Linked DNA regions of Homo sapiens: region 2 is linked to region 1. The links are chromatin contacts, found by Hi-C or POLR2A ChIA-PET in ENCODE. All regions are on one chromosome and are shown on one strand. The core of a region is the stretch at or near the end of the contact, and the rest is flanking DNA. Distances in the headings are between cores, read along the strand shown. Region 1 holds the start of TPT1-AS1 (TPT1 antisense RNA 1). Region 2 has its middle 64 kb from the start of MIR8079.

Region 1 (4,220 bases), core at 959-3,458:
GGGATGCATGAAGCTGGAAAATTAGAGGAAAGGGAAAGCCACTGACATTTTCCAAAAGTAGAATTAACAAGCTCAGATACATTAGAAGGAGGACCAGTAGCAATGAGACACATTAAAATTGTAAGCAAAAAACTGAAAGAACACTTAGGTGGTTAAGCAATTCACAAAAAGAAAAACTGAGAAATGTCATCTGGGAAGCAAATTTTCAATCAGAAGACAAGATTTGGAAACACCTGCGAGCTGGGAAAGCCACTTTCTACACCTGGAATACTAGTATAGAATTGAAGATTAATCAACTTAATTTTTGCTCTTGCAGTTAAAATTGTACAATCCTTTGATCCAGATACTTAAGGTATTTACCTGGTAGTTTTTGAAATTAGCAAGGATGTGCTTGATTTGTTCTGCAGCCCCTGTCATAAAAGGTTTTACTCTTTCTGGTCTCTGTTCTTCAAGTTTCCCTTTGATTCTAAAACAACATTTCATTAACAGGTTGAAGTATTGAATTTTCAGTAAAATCAATTTTTAAAGTAAAAAATATCCAAGCTTAAAAAAAGAAAACACTGAAAAAGGCAACCAGCTGTTAAGAAATTACTAGTTCACAGAAGGTATCTTTCAAGAATGTTTACATTTCTTGTTGACTATTTTCAAAATACTATTCTAATTCTAAACGGAAACAGACTGCAGGCTTCAGTATGCTCATATTATAGAAAAGCAACCACTCTTTTCCGTGAACTCATTAATAAAAAAGCAAGGACTTTCACAAAAGTATACCCACTGCGAAAGAACCTCAAAAGTTAGCCAATCTTTAAATCCTGTAAGATTCTAGACATCAGCTAGGTACTGCCAGTATCACTTACGATTTCATGTAATCTTTGATGTACTTCTTGTAGGCTTCTTTTGTGAAACTTGTTTCCTGCAGGTGATGGTTCATGACAATATCGACACCAGTGATTACTGTGCTTTCGGTACCTTCGCCCTCGGGGCCTTCAGCGGAGGCATTTCCACCAATGAGCGAGTCATCAATGTTACCTTCTGTCCTACTGACCATCTGCATTAAGAAAAAGCAGTATAATTGCAAAAGACACAAACGCATCCAAAGCACCTTCCACGCCAATAGTTCACGGATAAGAAGTATTCTTAGTTCTTGCTGAAAATAAAAAAAGCACCATTTTGGGAATAAAGTTGTGACCCGTGGATTTCTCAAAACGACCTAACTTAAAAGAGTTGTCTGTTGGCCGGAACAAAAAATGGGGTCATTAAAAAGTTGTTTCCAGTTGCGGGCATGTGATGCCTCCGGTTGGTAAGTGGGGACAGGACAAACACGAAAGGACTCCAGGCTCCTAAGCCGGAAGCATCATGTCCCGGACAACCCCGGGAGGAGGATGGGCGCCGAGGCGGCGGGCCTATTTCCAGGATCAGCTCCGCCTCCAGTTTTCTAGAAAAACCCAAGCCCGGAAAGAGCGTCTCCTCCGCCAGGAGGCGGCGGGGAGGATTGCACAACCTCAGGCGGGGGAGCGGAGGAAACCCGAGCCCGCTCGGCCCGGACTCCCCCACGCGCAGGCCCGACCGACTCACCTTCCCCTCCACCTCCAGGCACAACCCGTCCGCGATCTCCCGGATCTTGTAGATGTCGGAGAACATCTCATCGTCTGCCGGATACACAGAGCCGCCCATCACCGTGCGCCTGGCGCCGCCATTTCCCGCATTTCCCGCGCCGGCGGCCGCACGCGGGATCTGCCCCTCCGTAGCACACCAGAGCTGGGCGCGAGCCCCGGGCACCGACCCCTCCGCGCTCGGCTAAGACCGCCGGCGTCCCCTAGGCCCGCGACGGCTGCGCCTTCCCCGCCCCCACCCGCACCCCAGACCCCCGTGTGCGGCAGTAAGGATAGTGCAGTGAGGACTCACGGCTGATGAGGTCCCGGTAGATAATCATGATGGCGACTGAAGGGAGACGACGACGGCGCTAGCTTAGCACGAGCCTGAAACTCGGAGCGAGCGCGGTGCAGCCGGAGCGGCGCTCGGGGGGAGGGGGGAGCGGGCGGAAAAGGCCGACTCAGCCGCTCCCCAACCTCATATAGAGGGCACGTCCCTCTACGTCATCGCCCGCTGCGCCTCCGGAAGCGACGCAGGCGGTGACGTGGCACGAAGAGCCGCGCGGGGGCGGGGCCACAGCGGGGGCGAGTCGGGGAGGTGAGCATCCGGGGACTTGAGGCGGAGACACAAGGCTCCGTTCCACTGGGCACGCCAGCGGGTAGGGGTGGGGGCGGGGAGGTGCGCGCGCAGCGTGGGAGGAGGCCAACTCTCGGGGCGCTCCCTAGCCCTGGGTGGGTGGAGCGGGGGAAGCGGAGTACGTTGGACCCGGCTCCGCCCTACCCCACGGGGCCGCCTGGAGAGGTGCTGGGAGCTGGGTGGAGCTTAGAGGAATTAAACTTTGGCCCTGCGCCTCGTCCAGCCTAGGTTCCACCCTTTTCTGGGAACGTGAGTATCAACCAAGGTAGGAGAACGTCGCATTTAGGGAGGGTCAGGCCCTCTGGCCTGGGGTAGATCTCGGGACTGCCCGAGGGCCTCTGACAACTTTTCAGCATCTGCCCCAGGGCTGCCCCAGCTGGAGTTTTTGGGACGCTTTTGTGGGGGCACCGCTGAGTCCGGATAGTGGGACCCAAGTCGTCCTGCTCGGCCCCTGGGGAATAATCGTGTGGGGCGCAAGGTCTGTGGGAAGGGACTTGGAGAGGAGGGAAGATGTCACGGGAGTCTGCACAGGGTTTCCATGTGTTCCAATTTTGTCCCATAATTGAAAGCTTGTGGCATTCTGTGGCGGACGGCTACGGAGCTAGCTCTTCCCTTTACTATTTCGCACTTGGTCTTGGAAAAGTATGTTGTCGCTTTAAGATGAAGTTGAAATTTTATCCCTGGTGCTAGAGGGTCACACAAAGGGAGTTTCCCACCTGCCCCACCTGTTTTTTGAAGGACTTTACACCCAATTACTAAGTATTAAAACAAAACAGGTCCTGCATGGTAGCTCATGCCTGTAATCCCAGAACTTTGGGAGGCAACTACTGAAACCCTGTCTCTACACACACACACACACACACAAATTAAAAATTAATTGGGTGCGGTGGTGCCTGCCTGTAATCCCAGCTATTAGGGAGGCTGAGCTGGGAGGATCGCTTGAGCCCGGGAGTTGGAGGTTACACTGAGCTATGATTGCACCACTGCGCTCCAGCCTGAATGACAGAGCAAGACCTTGGCTCAATAGCAAAACAAAACTTCCGTATTTAGTCACATCGTCACATCTTTGGCATAAGGCAAAGATACATGCCAGTATGAAGTCTGAAAGCTTGTTCTATTTCGCAAATATTTTGTGCTTTGTATCCCTTAGAACTAGGATTTGCACCAAGATTCCAATTGTGAACAAGTTCGATCCAGTCCTACTTATAGAAGTGTTCATTCTGGTAAATCAAAGTATCAGACAATTATAATACATTAACAATTGTTCATAAATCCAATAATATAGCATTCAGCAGAGTAAGAATGCAACCCTTGGGAAAGAGCAGGACACAGGATGGCAATTGGAATGATGGAAAAGTCAAAATGCAAGAGCCAAGAAATTAACCCCTTTAAGAAGATGGGGGGACTGGGCGTGGTGGCTCACACGTGTGATCCCGACACGCGCCTGTAATCCCGGCTACTCGGGAGGCTGAGGCAGGAGGATCGCTTGAACCCGGGAAGCGGAGGTTGCAGTGAGCCGAGATCGCGCCATTGCACTCCAGCCTGAGCAACAAGAGTGAAACCCCGTCCTCCCCCACCCCCAAAAAAAGAAGCTGGAGTTCTTGGATGGAAAACTCCAGAGGACATTGGGCAACTGGGAGGAAGCTAAAAAGGGGGGAAAGGGAAAAAAAAAGATGGGGGTCTTGGATGGAAAACTCCAGAGGACATTGGGCAACTGGGAGGAAGTTAAAAATGGGGTGAAAGGGATCCCAAAATAAATGGATATGACACATGGTCAGTGAAGGCTCTCAAACCTCATTTCTGGAATGTATGAGATGATTATCACACATTAATACTGTGTGAACATTTTTTTTCCAGATTATTACAGTATAATTATTTTCTACCCCGCCCCGCCCAGATGGGGTCTTGCTCTGTTGCCCAGGCTGGAGTGCAGTGGCATGATCTCGGCTCACTGCAACCTCTGACTCCCGGGTTCAAGCGATTCTCCTGCC
Region 2 (4,003 bases), core at 827-3,326, 1.1 Mb before region 1:
CTTATCTGCTCCTTCCTTTATGGGCACCTGGCTTGCTTCCACTTTTTGGCTATTGTGAATAATGCTTCTATGAGCATGGGTATACAGTAGTCTCCCTTTATTCTTGCATGTTAGTTACCCATGGTCAACTATGGTCCAAATATATTAAATGAAAAATTCCAGAAATAAATAACTCATAAGTTTTAAATCGCATGACACTCTGAGTGTCGTGATGAAATCTCACACCATCCTGCTCCATCCCCCCAGGAACGTGAATCACTATTTTGTCCAGGGTGTATCCACACTATGTATGCTGCCCACCCATTAGTCACTCAGTTATCAGATCCAATGTCACATCACCGTGCTTGTATTCAAGTAACTTTTATTTTACTTAATAATGGCCCCAAAGTACAAGAATAGTGAGGCTGGCATATTGTTGTAACTGTTCTATTTTATTATTAGTTGTTGTTAATCTCTTCCTGTGTCTAATTTATAAACTAAACTATATTCTAGGTATATATGTATGTATAGGACAAAACATGATATATATGGGAGAATCTTAATTTTAATAGGGTGACAATGCAACCATCCCTAAGAAAGGAATCATGGCTCTCTTTCATTCCCCTTTGCTAGATACTTACTGCTATGAACTGAAAGTTTTTGTCCAAACCAAAATTCATATGTTGAAATCTTATCACCAAGGTGGTGGTATTAGAAGGTGAGGCCTTTGGGAGGTGATTAGGTCATAAGCGTGGAACCCTCATGAATGAGATTAGTGTCCTTACAAAAGAGGCCCCAGAGAGCCACCTTGCCCCTTCCACCATGTAACGGCACAGCAAGATGGCGCCATCTATGAACCTGGAAACGCACCCTCACCACACACCAAATCTGCTGGTTCCTTGATCTTAGATTTCCCAGCCTCCCTTCTTACCAATACATTTCTGTTGTTTATAAATTACCCACTCTACAGTATTTTGTTATAGTAGACCAAATGGACTGAGAAGGAAATATAAAAAAAAAGTATTGAGGGCTTTAGAAAAGACTTTTGTTTCTTAAAAAATAAAAATCTAGAGCCTAATAAAGAGAAGATTTGCCCTTATGATGCTCATGCAAGGACGGAAACCACCAATAAGCACCCTAAAACCAAGAAGCATGAGGACAAAAGCCAGCAGCATGGAGCATGGCAATGGAGAGGCTGGGAAAGCCTGGAAAGATAACCAAGTCAGCCAACAAACTCCGGGGCCACTTACATCCAGACTTTTTAAGGAAATAAAAAGTGCATTTACGAGTTTATTTACTTATAGTCCTTAGTCAAGTGTTCTGTTCCTAAGTGAAACAGAAAGCGGCCTTGAAGGAAAGGAGCTTAATGACGCTAGATCCAGATCTTGTAGTCAACATTAAAACCCCTCTCTCTGCAGTCTCATGGCGACTGTACCTCATTCTGCCTGATGTTTCCAAGACAGCTGTTTACATAACTTTCTTCTTCCCCTTTTCATAACCACTGCCCCCGCCCCCATGTCACCAATGATAAGAAGGCAGAGAGTTTGTCTGAATCATTTTTGTACCCACCACTTTCCCCCACCCCTGCCTGCTATAGATGACTCATTATACCATTTCTATCTTGAATTGTCATTCCCATTACAGGCAGAGAGGACAAAACACAACCACATGCACACACTTTTACACACACAGAACCATATATGTTTATCGACCTGATACAGGGAAATCAGTGGGCTACGGGTGCTGTCCCCCCATTTGAAATCTAAGCATGCCAAGAAGAAGGCAGAGAGGTGAAAGAAAGTGGAGAGAGATTGAATGAAAGAAACTGAGGAGCAAAGGAAGAGAGAGAGAGAAAGAGAGAAAATAACACCACACAGCAGCAGCTCCAGGGCTTGACATCAGCGAGATTTACTGCACTAATATGCCTAGCTGCCTGCCATAATTAGTTTCTGTAAAAACCCTATCTTCTCGCTCAGATTCAATTAAATCATACGGTGTTTATTCGCAAGATTTCTTATTCCACGATGGGAGGGCTGGCAGGACCCCAAGCTCAGCTCACCCACCTGTTCCTTGCCTGGCACTATTTCTGTATCAGTCACGTTTTCAGGTGGTCAGGCAGCCAGGGGATGAATGGGTGAGTGTTTGTGCTCGGAGATACAGGAAGACACCACACACAGCAGCCAGGGCCCTGAATGATGTCATTTTCTTCATGGCTTAAAAGGAAAACATGCACCAGAAATGGGTACCAGAGTGATAGTGAACCTGGTGTCTGATCCTAACACTGGTTATTTTTAAACCCCCTTGTGTCAAGGAGGCAAAACCAGAGTGATGGTTATTAAAAGTCATTTTAAGAACAGGCTCTAGGCTTGTTAGAGAAAATCCTAACAAACCTAGGCTATAAGATAGCAAAACATCTGATTCAGGGAATTGCTCTGTGTGGGATTTCCTGGTCACTCTCCAGGGGTGACTTGGACGGAATGCACTATATGTGCTGCCCTCCATTGCCCTTGGGGTGAAAAAACAGCCCCTCAAAATGCCACCAGTGTAAGAGATATGCATGTGGGGAGGCTATGGGGAGGAGAAGAGAGTCCTGCTCCTAATGAAAAAACAGATTTCTGCATGACACCACGCTCAGCTGCAAGAGCAGTTTTTTCCTCCTGAAGCTGAAATCAATATTAAATTAAATCTGTGTGCTTTGTCTCCATGAATAACTTTCTAACATTCTACATTGGCCAATCAGAATCCCTTCACCCTTGTCAATTCCACTTGGGTAACTTTTTTTTTTTTTTTACTCTGTTTCTTTGCCACCAAACTGCGTGTTCCCATAGGAAAGACACAGCATAACGCATCAGTTGCTCCTTGCTACTAAACAGTTGGTGGGAAAACTAAAATCTGCAGGGAAGAAGAGTAAGATAATTTTTTAACTCTTCAAGGGCACATTTCCTGTTAACCAGCTCTGTCCCCTGGGACAAGTGTGTTAAATGAATATTGACTTGGGGAAGAATCTGGGATCAAATAGGATTCTGAGCCTGTGAAGATGCTTCTCTCTCCTCATCCCCATGCTGGTGGGTGATTTTTTTAAGGTCTTCATCTTCTAATTCCCCTATTTCAACTGTTTGAATCTTTCTGGGAGACTGATTCTTCATTGAGGCTGCACTTGAGAACATGACATAAAACCATAATTTTAAAAGCACTCTAAGACTTGATACAATGAAATCAACTTAAATGTAATTATTTCTTTCCAGGATATTCTTTTTTTTTTTTTTTTTTTGCCTTTTTAAATCATTGCAGTTCTTTTCTGCTAATCTCTAACATCCCTATTCCATGACCCCCCACCAATAAATCCTAGTTTTGCTTCCTCCTTGGCCTGACTTTTGCTTGTTACCCGGAAGCATAAAAGCATCTCAAGTTTAAAAGACGTGTGGTCAGAAGCAAAGAAAAGACCCACCAAAGATGATGTCAATTAAGTCTAGCAGAAGCATTTCTTTCCATGAAAGCACACAGCCCCTAGCATCTGGGGGGAGAAGCTAACATGGTTGAGTCCCTACTGTATGGCAAGCATCTTCAATTAATCGAGACAACAACTTGCAATGCAGTGGTTATACTTGGTAAGTGAGGAAGCTGATGTTTGGAAAGGTGAAGCAACTTTTAGCCCGGTGACAAGCAAAGACTCAACCCTTGCCAGTAGAATTCCCAAATCTGATATACTGCTTGTATATTGGCAGTGAAACATATTCCCTACTCTCCCTACACATCTCCACTATTCACAACCCTCAATCCCTTCCTGAGGTGCTGAGCACAGTGAGTGCACCATCCAACCAGAAGCAACAGCTGTGGAAAGAGCCTTTGGAGGGGCTGGCATCAATCAAAGTCCAGGCATAAACCTCAACAACACAGGACAGCATATCTAGGCTGTAGGACACCCAGATTGCTGAATCTCCTTGGTGACTATTGAATAAATGTCCATCAAGAAGAGGAAGGGGAGATTATCACCCCCTAGAGGATAGACCAGCAGTCACTGTTT

The links. Hi-C counts contacts between places; a loop is a spot of excess contacts on that map. ChIA-PET counts read pairs that join two places held with the same protein, here RNA polymerase II (POLR2A). Pooled maps may share reads with other maps.
Region 2: a pooled map shows a loop between it and region 1 (7-fold over the local background). The contact joins the enhancer-like site here to the promoter of TPT1-AS1 in region 1. A Hi-C loop is called at or near these places in 5 of 50 pooled maps. POLR2A ChIA-PET finds 5 or more read pairs at or near these places in 2 of 52 experiments (HEK293 and OCI-LY7).

What each region holds. Positions count from the first base shown.
Region 1 is chr13:45,339,137-45,343,356 of GRCh38, forward strand. TPT1-AS1 (TPT1 antisense RNA 1) reads left to right here and starts at 2,209. Exons shown (of 11, transcript NR_024458.1): 1 at 2,209-2,251. It overlaps TPT1 (tumor protein, translationally-controlled 1), which reads right to left and starts at 2,047. Exons shown (of 6, transcript NM_003295.4): 1 at 1,906-2,047; 2 at 1,576-1,649; 3 at 858-1,048; 4 at 361-466. The coding sequence starts at 1,933. It overlaps LOC124903169 (a long non-coding RNA gene), which reads left to right and starts at 2,298. Exons shown (of 2, transcript XR_007063781.1): 1 at 2,298-2,494; 2 at 4,151-4,167. RefSeq lists enhancers at 1,117-1,906, 3,486-4,220 and silencers at 1,804-1,873, 1,954-2,063, 2,224-2,423.
Region 2 is chr13:44,257,720-44,261,722 of GRCh38, forward strand. No RefSeq gene overlaps it. Among named protein-coding and RNA genes, the nearest start is that of MIR8079, 64 kb to the left of the region's middle. Within about 2 kb of position 2,077, at least 16 of the 41 ENCODE cell types and tissues checked have a DNase peak (open chromatin) inside an H3K27ac peak, as active enhancers do; they include OCI-LY7, where a contact is called at or near this core.